Linked DNA regions of Homo sapiens: region 1 is linked to region 2. The links are chromatin loops, found by intact Hi-C in ENCODE. Cell type or tissue: psoas muscle. All regions are shown on one strand. Each heading gives the region's core, and the rest is flanking DNA. Links, peaks and the distances in the headings are about the cores only. Region 1 overlaps COA1 (cytochrome c oxidase assembly factor 1). Region 2 overlaps HECW1 (HECT, C2 and WW domain containing E3 ubiquitin protein ligase 1).

The links. Hi-C counts contacts between places; a loop is a spot of excess contacts. Peaks named below come from ENCODE experiments on the same cell type or tissue, not always from the same donor. Only the 100,000 strongest peaks of a DNase experiment are listed, where the experiment ranks them.
Region 1: it touches region 2 in a loop (2.7-fold over the local background); 2 of 110 quality-filtered maps call a loop at or near these places.

The regions. Positions count from the first base shown.
Region 1 is chr7:43,719,157-43,724,394 of GRCh38, reverse strand. All of the region lies in intron 1 of COA1 (cytochrome c oxidase assembly factor 1), which reads left to right. Among named protein-coding and RNA genes, the nearest start is that of COA1, 7.7 kb to the left of the region's middle. In psoas muscle, for the core only: a CTCF peak has its summit at 2,982 (motif pointing right); no DNase peak of the experiment used is centred there; H3K27ac peaks cover 338 bases.
Region 2 is chr7:43,472,028-43,477,538 of GRCh38, reverse strand. The region is part of intron 16 of HECW1 (HECT, C2 and WW domain containing E3 ubiquitin protein ligase 1); the gene reads right to left. Among named protein-coding and RNA genes, the nearest start is that of LUARIS, 48 kb to the left of the region's middle. In psoas muscle, for the core only: no CTCF peak of the experiment used is centred there; no DNase peak of the experiment used is centred there.

The sequences.
Region 1 (5,238 bases), core at 239-5,238, 250 kb before region 2:
TTTTAGTAGAGACAGGGTTTTGCTATGTTGGCCAGGCTGGTCTTGAACTCCTGACCTCAAGGGATCCGCCCACCTCAGTGTCCCAAAGTGCTGGGATAACAGGTGTGAGCCACCGCGCCTGGCTGTGCTTTCAGTTCTTTTAGGTATACGTATCCAGAAGTGGAATTGCTGGATTGTAGGGTAATTCTGTTGATTTTTTTGAGGAACTGCCCGTATGCTTTAGTGTTTTTGTTATTTGCATAAAAGATGAGATTTAAAGGAATTGTGTAATTTAGGCATGGATTATCACGTTTACCTTTCCAAAGGACTATTTCCTACTTGAAGGGGTGTAGGTGTTTTTGTATTAGGACTTGGAGATCTTTGAGTTTTAAAATTATTGCAATTCAGACTAAATAAAAAGTTTATCATGGATAGTTTTCCAAATTGTAAACATCTCTATGATCCAAGATTTTTTGGTTTTTGTTTTTTGAGACAGGGTCTCACTTTGTCACCCAGGCTGGAGTGCAGTGCCATGAACATGGCTCAGTGCAGCCTTGACCTCATGGGCTCAAGTGATCCTCCTGCTTTAGCCCCTCAAGTAGTTGGGACTACAGGCACATGCCACCACGCCGGGCTAATTTTTATATTTTTTGTTGAGATGGGATTTTGCCATGTTGCCCAGGCTGGGCTCAAACTCCTGAGCTCAAGCGATCCGCCCACCTCAGCCTCCCAAAGTGCTGGGATTACAGGTGTGAGCCACCTTGCCTGGCCTTTTTTTTTTCTTAATGCTTTCTGTGTTTTTAGTCTTTTTGGGGAAATTACCCATCATGACAGACTCTAAAATGGAGGTGAGTTTGCAAACTTGTATAGTTCCAAAAGTCTGTGAATTATTCCGGTATCATACTACTGCTCCATTTGGATGCTTTGGCAATTACCCTGGTGTGCTGTGACTATTGCTGCTTCTGACAGGCAAGTTTACCTCCCTCAATGCAAATATAACCATGTCATTAGTTGAAGATTAGGAGATGACCAGCATTATTCTCTTTTACGACTGTATCATTCTTTTTTCAACTATTCTCCTGTTGTTGGAACTGCAAATTATTGTGGGTACTGCAATCCATTTGAATAGCTGTGACCTCCCAGGGATCACTGGGAAAATGTAGAAAAACAGACAACAGTGTGGCTCAACCAAAACTTAGAAAACTAAGATTGCATGTAGCTGCCAGATCCTGGGAACAGGATGGCTTAAGGGCAGCCCTAAGGGATAAAGGGTAGAGGATTATATGTGTTACACCCTTTCTACCAACCTCTCCCTCCCATTGCAACAGCTTTCATAAGGTCTCAGTTTAATATTTCATTATTACTTTACAACCCATATCATTTTATTAACAGCAAGTATATTATCAGGAGAGATGGGAGGAACTGGTATCTTAATGTGACTTTTGCTCTTAGTTTGGGTCTCTGTCATTTGGACTCTGGTGATCTTTTATCTTGTGGGCTCTTGGTGCCTTAAGACATTTGGCATTTGCAAATGTACTGGAAAGGTCCCCAGATGGACTTAGATGTTCCAGATCTCGTGGAACTTTGATGTCACTTGCATTCATAAGTGATCTAGCAAATACCAAGATTACATAGATGCCAAGCACCCAACTTTCCCTGTTTATGCACCAGCTTTTTGAGGGAGATGAAATGCAATCACATAAAGAATGTACTAGCTGGGCGTGGTGGCTCATGCCTGTAATCCCAGCACTTTGGGAGGCCAAGGCAGTCGGATCACTTGAGATCAGGAGTTCCAGACCAGCCTGGCCAACATGGTGAAACCCCGTCTCTACTAAAAATACAAAAATTAGCTGGGCGTGATGGCATGTGCCTGTAGTCCTAGCTACTCGCAGCTGGTACGAGGCACAAGAATCTCTTGAACCTGGGAGGCAGAGGTTGCAGGGAGCTGAGATTGTGCCATTGCACTCTAGCCTGGGCGATAGAACGAGACTCTCGTTTTGTCGTAGGGAAAAGCATTTCCTAGCCAGGCGTGGTGGCTCATGCCTGTAATCCCAGCACTTTGGGGGGCCAAGGTGGGCAGATCACTTGAGTCCAGGAGTTTGAGACCAGCTTGGGCAAAGTGGCGAAACCCCATCTCTCTACTAAAAATACAAAAGAACTAGCTGGGCATGGTGGTGCACACCTTTGGTTCCAGCTGCTCAGGAGGCTGAGGTGGGAAGATCACCTGAGTCTGGGAGGTCGAGGCTGTAGTGAGTTGCAGTGGCGCCACTGCACTCCAGCCTGAGTGACAGAGTGAGACCCTGTCTCAAAAAAAAAAAAAAAAAGTTACCAGAATCAACGGTGAATGTCCTAACTTTTGGTTATAGATTGTTCCTCTCATTGAAATGTTCTGTGCTAGGGGCAAAGATTGACTTCTGGTGTGCAATGGTAGTCTTTAGAAACACTTCTACATCCATATTTAAGTATGTCAGCATGCAGTATTACATTAGAATCTTTCTAATGTTTTTTGGGCTTCAAGCCTTTGAGCTATAAGTAGCAAAACTTTGAAATTTATGTGAATACTTTCACATTATAACTTACGACTTTTCCCATGGTACTGAGTATTTGTATTCTCTTACCTTGTTTTTTTTTTAAATTACCGTACAGTAAAATAAACTTTTTATATTATAAATTTTAACCCATGTACTGATTTCTATAACCAACACCATAGTCAGGATGCAGAATAGTTGCCTCACCTCAAAAACTCCCTAGTGCTATCTCTTCATGGTTAAATCTTCCCCTTACCCAAATAACCAAAACCAAAAAGTAAATGCCATTTTGTGTTTTTATTGTGGGAAGCAGTTACATTACATCCTTGCTTTTCCTCTTTATTAGGGATTTAATCTAAGCATGTTGGGCTAGAAAGGATAAAGTCAACAGTCTCTTCATTTTTTTTTGAGAAATTCATAAACTTTCTCATGCATTTAGTGTTTAGGAATAAAAACATTTGGCTAGTTATCTCTTCCAACAGGTGGCAGTGTTGTGCTATATAATAGGATTTACTAATAAAGATTGTGGCTTTTTGTCAGCTGGACGATAATTGCTGTACATTTTTTACATCAGAAAATCAAGATGGTTAATTAAGAACTGACATTTAACTATTGAAATTATTTTTTAAAGTCTATTTCAAAATTCATCTTATTCTTGTAATGTTACTAGTAAAGCAGTCTATGGATAAAAGTATTCCTTAATACATTTGTATTTGTTTTCAGTGTTTGCAGAATTATGAATTAACTCTTTCCTTAAGGTTAACCTTTGTAGCGGGAATAACTCCAGTGTTGTGGATGAATCTGTGAGTAATAGAGGCTTATCAGTGTGACTTCAGATGTTTTATGTTTCAGCCTTCTCTATCACATGTAGGAATCCCTTTATAACATCTCTGGTAGTTGGTGGCATTGATCAGTAAATGGAGCAGCCATGGAAGAAAGATACAGGTTCTAATTGCCAGCATCCTGATTGTGAAGCCTTAATGGAGATGTTCAGTGAGAAATGATGAAGAGGAAGCTTGTGAGACATTTGCACTTAGGTGACTCATAGGTTTTCGAAGCTAACCCATCCAAAAAATGGATTCTCTTTTTCTTTATACTTCCAGCAACTTAATGTCTGGCAGTATATACTTCCCTAGGGACTGGGGCTGCCATTCATCCAGAGGCTCCTGAGTAATATCCAGGGTCACTTTAAGACCTCTCAGTGTTCTCTAAATTCTACCTCCTAAATATTTTCAAATATGGCCACTTCATCTTTACCTCTCTCGTTGCACAGAACAATGATTTTTCACCTAGATATACTGCTTCCTAATTGATCTGCCAGGATATATTATTACCCCTATTTTTCACACAGCAGCCATTTTTAAAAAATGTAAAATCTGATCATGTCACTCCCCATATTTTTATTCTTAAACAAGTTTGTGAGAAAGTTTGTAAGTTTCTGAAAAAAAAAGAAAAAGGAAGGGGACCATGTTGATTTTATCCTTTCTAGTCCATCATACTTAGATAAAACGCTTAATAAAGAGGAAAGGCAGGGATGCAACATTACTGCTTCCCACAATAAAAACACAAAATTATACTGAGCATTGGAACTCTTTTTTTCCTTTTTTTTTTTGACAGAGTTTTGCTTTGTTGCCCAGGCTGGAGTGCAGTGGTGCGATCTTGGCTCACTGCAATCTTTCCTCCCGGTTTCAAGCAATTCTCCTGCCTCAGCCTCCCGAGTAGCTGGGATTACAGGTGCCCGCCACCATGCCTGGCTAATTTTTATGATTTTAGTAGAGATGGGGTTTCACCATGTTGGCCAGGCTGGTCTTGAACTCCTGACCTCAAGTGACCCGCCCACCTTGGCCTCCCAAAGTGCTGGGATTACAGGTGTGAGCCACCATGCCTGGCCTTTTACTTTTTATTTTACGTAGAATAAACCCCAAATATTTAACTTGACCCACAACATTCCTCCCTCCTCCCTGTTCTGTGATGTGGCCTCTCTTCTTTCTGTTATAGTCTCATCTCATGCCAGTTTCCCCTTGTTCACTGTGCTCCAGCTTCTCTGGTGTTCTCTTTGCTCCTTGATTGGAGGAGGTGGGGAGAATAGATTCAAGGAAACCTGTTTGTAAGCAAACATACATTTCAGGTAATGAAAACAAGGCTTAATACTATATTGAAATATGTGGGTCAGGGGACATTTTCATAGTAGTCAGGAAGCCATCCATCCCTTTGTCACTTTTCAACTCCTCAGACTGAATCTAGGGATAAATGCACACCTGAGTACAGATTCGGTGTGTGGGGAAAGTTATGTTCTAATAGAAAAGGAAATTTAGAACTCGACAGTGATTACCTGTAATACTGTTAGTTGTGGATAATCCTTTATATTTGGTAGCTCTCACTTAGTTTGACTTTATTTTTGTAATTTCATTCTTCTAGCATTTCATTATTTATTAACTTTGATTTTTCTGTATGACAGCCTTGCCTCACTAACCACTTGGACTATACAGCCATCTGGGGCTTAGAGGCTATTAGTGGCATCCCTAATAAGTAATAGTTGTGCAGTCTGTGCTTGAGTTTCTTGTTTCCAAGGCAGTTCATTCCTGCTGGAGATAGTTTTATTTATTAAGAAGCTCTTCTTGGCCAGGTGTGGTGGCTCATGCCTATAATCCCAGCACTTTGGGTGGCTGAGCTGGGCAGATCACTTGAGGTCAGGAGTTCGAGACCAACCTGGCCAACATGGTGAAACCTC
Region 2 (5,511 bases), core at 337-5,336:
TGACGTCAAAAATACAAGGAAATGGAATGAGACTTAAATGGGAATGGGAAAAAACAAAATGCATCAACATGCTTTTTAAACACACAAGTGTAAGCTAACCTAACAAATATTAAAAATAGACTTTTCATTATTCAAATACATGCTGAGATGTTTAGAAATTAAATTAAATAGGTTCCTTATATTTGTGTATCTGTGGCAATTGTTTAGTATGCATTTCTAAAAGTTGAATTAATTACTTGGTTAAAGTTAGAAAAATATTTATGATTATTGATCCATACTAATAAACTATCTTCACAACAGTTGTCCAGATCTATCATGTTACCATTAGTTCATGAATCTTCCTCTTTATAATGCTCTCACAAATACTAATTTTGAAAGAACTCTTAGAAATGTTAAATGGTAAATAATGATGAATTACAATTTCCCAGGGAATCTACAAAAGAAAAACATTTTCTCATGGGCTAATTAGTCATTCCTTCCTTAGTGTGTTGCCTGCGATGTCTGTTCCCTTTTTTGCTATTGTTGTCGGGATGTTAAAGTTTTCTTATTTATTATCCAAGTGCTAAGTTATACATCTGCTTTCAAATTTGCTTTTGATATTTGTTTGCTTTATTTTCTAATACACTGAATTTTTAATATTCCTATGTATTCAAATCTCTCAATCATTCCTCTCCAGGGGTCAGTTAAGTGTTTAACTATATTTTTCTAGCTTTAGTTTAGGTGAGTTAATCGTTAACACTAAATCTTTACCTTTCTGAAACTTATTTTGGTATAATATTAAGTTGTAGTTTGACAGTTTTCTCAGAGAGCTCACTTTTCCAAATCATTCATTTCCTATTGTTTTATTATAAATACATTTCTTATAAATACTACTGTGTTTCAGGATATTTTATTTGCTCCAGTGGCCTGAGGCTTTTCACTGGTACCGCACTATTCCAATTATTAACATCTGTAGGGCAAGTTTCCTCTTTCTTTTCCAATATTTTCTTACATATTCTTGTCTGTTTTCATTTTTCCAGAGGAACTAATATTAATTTTATTAAGTTCCAAAAATAGTTCTATTGGGATTTTGTTTAGAATCACTTTGAGACTGCAAATGATTTCGGAGAGAATTCTTTCCTCATGATAGTTGGTGTAACCATTTCCCATTTCTGAACATGTCTATTAAAGAATTTTTTTCTTAGTACAGTTTTGTAGTTGTTTTACTGAAAGACACATATTTCTGGTTAAGATAATTTATAGGTATTTAATATTATCTGTTGCTCTTCTGAGTGTATCTTTTCCTATAATGTTTTATAACCCTTCATTGCTGGTACTCAGGAAAGTTATTATTTGTGTATTTACTTTTTGTCTGCTCATCATATTAAATGCTTCCATCAAATAAATGACTCTTAAGTATATCCTCTTGGATTTTTAATTGCAAATCATGTTAATTTTGTCTCCTTCTTTAGGAGGGCTCTTCTATTTTTACCTCCTTTTTTTGTAATATTGGTGAGTACTTCTAGAACAACGTTAAATAAGAAGTGGTGGTTGAAATCTTTTCTTATTCTTGATTTTTAAGGGAAAACTACTAGACCCGATTGTACAATAAGATGTCCACTGTTTTAAAGGAGGCTTTATTAGGTCACGAAAACATATTTACATTCTTAGTTTACCAAGAGTATTTGTTTTTAAAATATAAATGTGTATTCATCACACCTGTAATCCCAGCACTTTGGGAGGCCAAAGTAGGTGGATCTCTTGAGCTTGGGAGTTTGAGACTAGCCTGGGCAACATGGCGAAAACCTGTCTCTACCAAAAAAATACAAAAATATACCAAAAAAGCTAGGCGTAGTGGTTTTGCATCTGTGGTCCCAGCTACTCAGGAGACTGAGGTGGGAAGATTGCTGGAGCACAGGAAGTCGAGGCTGCAGTGAGCTGTGATCATGCCACTGCATTTCAGCCTAGGACACAGAGCGAGACCCAGTCTCACTAAATAAATAAATAAATAAATATTTAATTTTTATCAAGTAATTTTTAAAAAACACTTCTTAATCAACTGAAATTCCCTAATGCTACTAAGTCTTTGAGTATATCCTTTCTATATTTTATTAAGTATTGTTCACATGTATTTTCAACAATTTCTCAATGGTTTCTAAGTCTTTATTTTATTTTAAGCCCAAGAGTCATCTAGAACATTGCTTTTACTTTCCAGCTGGCAAAGATTTTGTTCTTACAATTGTGCTTAAATTTACTTACAATTCAGTTTTATTGCTATATGGCCACAGGATGTGACCTGGCTATATTCTGCTTTTTTGTTTTCTTTGCATTGTAGACTATCACCACTTACAAAAATAATCATGAAAAGTTGTCAGCTTCATTTTTGGGGCCCTTTTCCTTTTTTGTTGTTGTGGCAAAATATACGTAAAACAATAACAATTTTTAAGTGTACAGTTCAGTGGCATTAAGTATAATAAATTCTCACGGTTGTGCAACCATCACCACTCTCCTTCCCCAGCACTTTTTCACCTTCCCAAATTGAAACACTGTATCCACAAAACAATAACTCCTCATTTTCTACTCCTTGAAGCCCCTGGGAACCTCTGATCTACTTTCTATCTCTATAAATCTATTCTAGGTTCCTCATATGAGTGGAATCATAATTCTTGTCCTTCTGTGTCTTGCTTATTTCACTTAGCACAATGTCTTCAAGGTTCATTCATGTTGTAGCATGTGTCAGAATTTCATTTCTTTGTAAGGACAAACATTTCATTGCAGGTATATACCACATTTTGTTTATCCATTCATGTAAACTCTATTTCTAATAAAAGAATTAATATGTTTCATTCACATAAAGTTATATTATTTAAATCTCAAATTATTTTGTCTATTTAATCTGTCAAACTGATGGATATAAAACACATTTTCCTACTACGACTGTATGTCTTTCATCTCCTTTCATTTCTCCTTGATTTTTCTTTATTTAATATAATGTTATTATTTGGCTCATAAGGTACATGATTATTATATCTTTATTTTGCCATTGATTAATATAAAATATTTCTTTGATCCCCATTTAAGGATTTTTATTTATTTATTTATTTATTTTTTGAGACAGAGTCTCGCTCTGTCGCTCAGGCTGGAGTGCAGTGGCGCCATCTCGGCTCACTGCAAGCTCTGCCTCCCAGGTTCACGCCATTCTCCTGCCTCAGCCTCCCGAGTAGCTGGGACTACAGGCACCCGCCACCATGCCCAGCTAATTTTTTGTATTTTTAGTAGAGACGGGGTTTCACCATGTTAGCTAGGGTGGTCTCGATCTGCTGACCTCGTGATCCACCCGCCTTGGCCTCCCAAAGAGCTGGGATTACAGGCGTGAGCCACCGCGCCTGGCCCATTTAAGGATTATGATTGAAACTCCCCTTTGTATTATATTAATACATCACCACTGGTTTTTCTGTTATTGTCTTCACACTATATTAATATTTATTCTTTTATTTCTAAACTTTCTAAATCACCTCTTAGGTATGTCTTTTTGTAAACTGGATCTGTTTGTTACCAAAGCTGAGAGTGTTTTCCTTTTGGTATCTAAGTTTATCATGTTTCCACCTATTGCCATAACTGTTATGCTTGGCTTTACTTTTTTACTTTACTTACTTACTTGTTATCTTACTTTTATTATTTCCATCTTCTTTGCAATTTTTTGTGTGCTTTGTCATACAAACTCTATTTTGTTTGATTTTATCTTTTGAAGGATTTTGGAAGAGAAAAATTCTATTTTAAATGGTACAAACAGTTGCCTTTTAAGCTTGTCAGATTACCATATTTAACCTTTGTTTTTTAAATGATCCCGTTTTACTCCCCTTGAGCCCAACTAGCATAACTTTCCTTCCCCTGCTCATCTTCCCTATTCTCACTTCCTTACTTTTTTTTTTTTATTCCAGTCTGGTGATGTTGATCCAGACTGTTATTATACAACTATTCCATTTGTATTATACAACTTTTCCCATATTTTATTTAGACTTTTCCAATATGTTTTAAAGCATTTTAACAACAATTACTTTTATTTATACTTAGGTATTTGATTGATTTAAATACTCACCACTAGTCCTTTTTATACTATCATTTTCTCACTATTAATGTCGTGCTTTGATTCATTAGTGATCCATCTGGAGAATGGCTTTTGGTGTTTCATCAGTGTCTTAGTGTGTTTGTGTTGCTACACAGGAATACCTGAAACCAGGAAATTTCTAAAGAAAAAAGGTTTATTTGGCTCATGATCCTGCTGATTGGAAGACTGGGTGTCTGGTGAAAGCCCCAGGCTGCTTCCTTCCACTCACGGTGGAGGGTGAAGGGGAGCATGTGCAGAGATTTCATGGTAAGAGATGAAGCCAGACAGAGTGGGGGTAGAGGGTGGGTGCCAGGCTGTTTTTAACAACCAGCTCTAGAGGGAACTAATAAGGTGAGAACTCACTCATTGCTGCAAGGATGGCACCAGTTCTTCCTGAGGGATCTGTCCCTGTGACCCAAACACCTTCCACTAGGCCCCACCTCCAACACTGCCACAGTGGGGATTAAATTCCAGTGTGAGATTTGAAGGGGTCAAACAAATCATATCCAAACTATCAAACTGTAACAATCAGGATGGGTAAAAGAGTAGGGTAAACTCTGATTTTGCATGAGGTTGTTTTTGTGTCTGTGGATTTCTCTAGTTTCATTTTTAGGATGGGAAATTTGAAGCTTGTCTGATTTTTAATCTTTTGTAGGTAACTTTTATATTATCATGGCTGCATATTGATAAGATTTTTAAAGAATTTCTATTTAAAGACATTCCAGAACATGTGTAGATATATAATGTATTTTAATTACCTTTACTGTAATTTAGTGAGCCCAATTAATCTGCTCACCTTAATAATTTGTTTTAAATCAGCAACATTTTAATTTTAATATTTAATTAATATTTATTTAATATAATTAACATTAATACTTAATTATTCCTGCTATACCTAGTATTCTGGTTTCTTCCCTCAGGTAACTCTATAAGTCATTGGTGCAACAGAGATTTATTGAATGCCAACTATATACTAGGCACGATTCTTGGCCCTTGATGTTTTATCAATGAGCAAAACAAAGATTTCTGTTCTTAAAAAGCTTAAAATCCTGCCACAAGAAACAGACAATAAGCAATAAACCTAATAAATGTGTAAGTGACATGGGGGAGCACATGGCCTAGGGGTCAGGGAAGGTCGTGGTATTAACTTGGATGGTTAGGACAGGCATAGAGAAGATAAGTTTTTTCTTTTTTCAGTTTTTGCATTTCTTTTTTTTTACTGTCTCCTCCACTGATTGAAATCTGGTTCCTTCCTTCTGCTTTAGAGGCTGTTTCCGTGTTCATACGCCATATCAGTGATGAGATTTCACATAGCATCAGTGCTGCTCTGTTTTATCCCTATGCTATTATTACCTTTTGCTTTTCCCTGCAATCTTAAAACAGCTATTTTCAGACTACTTATGTCTGTTTCCTCTCAGCTTGTT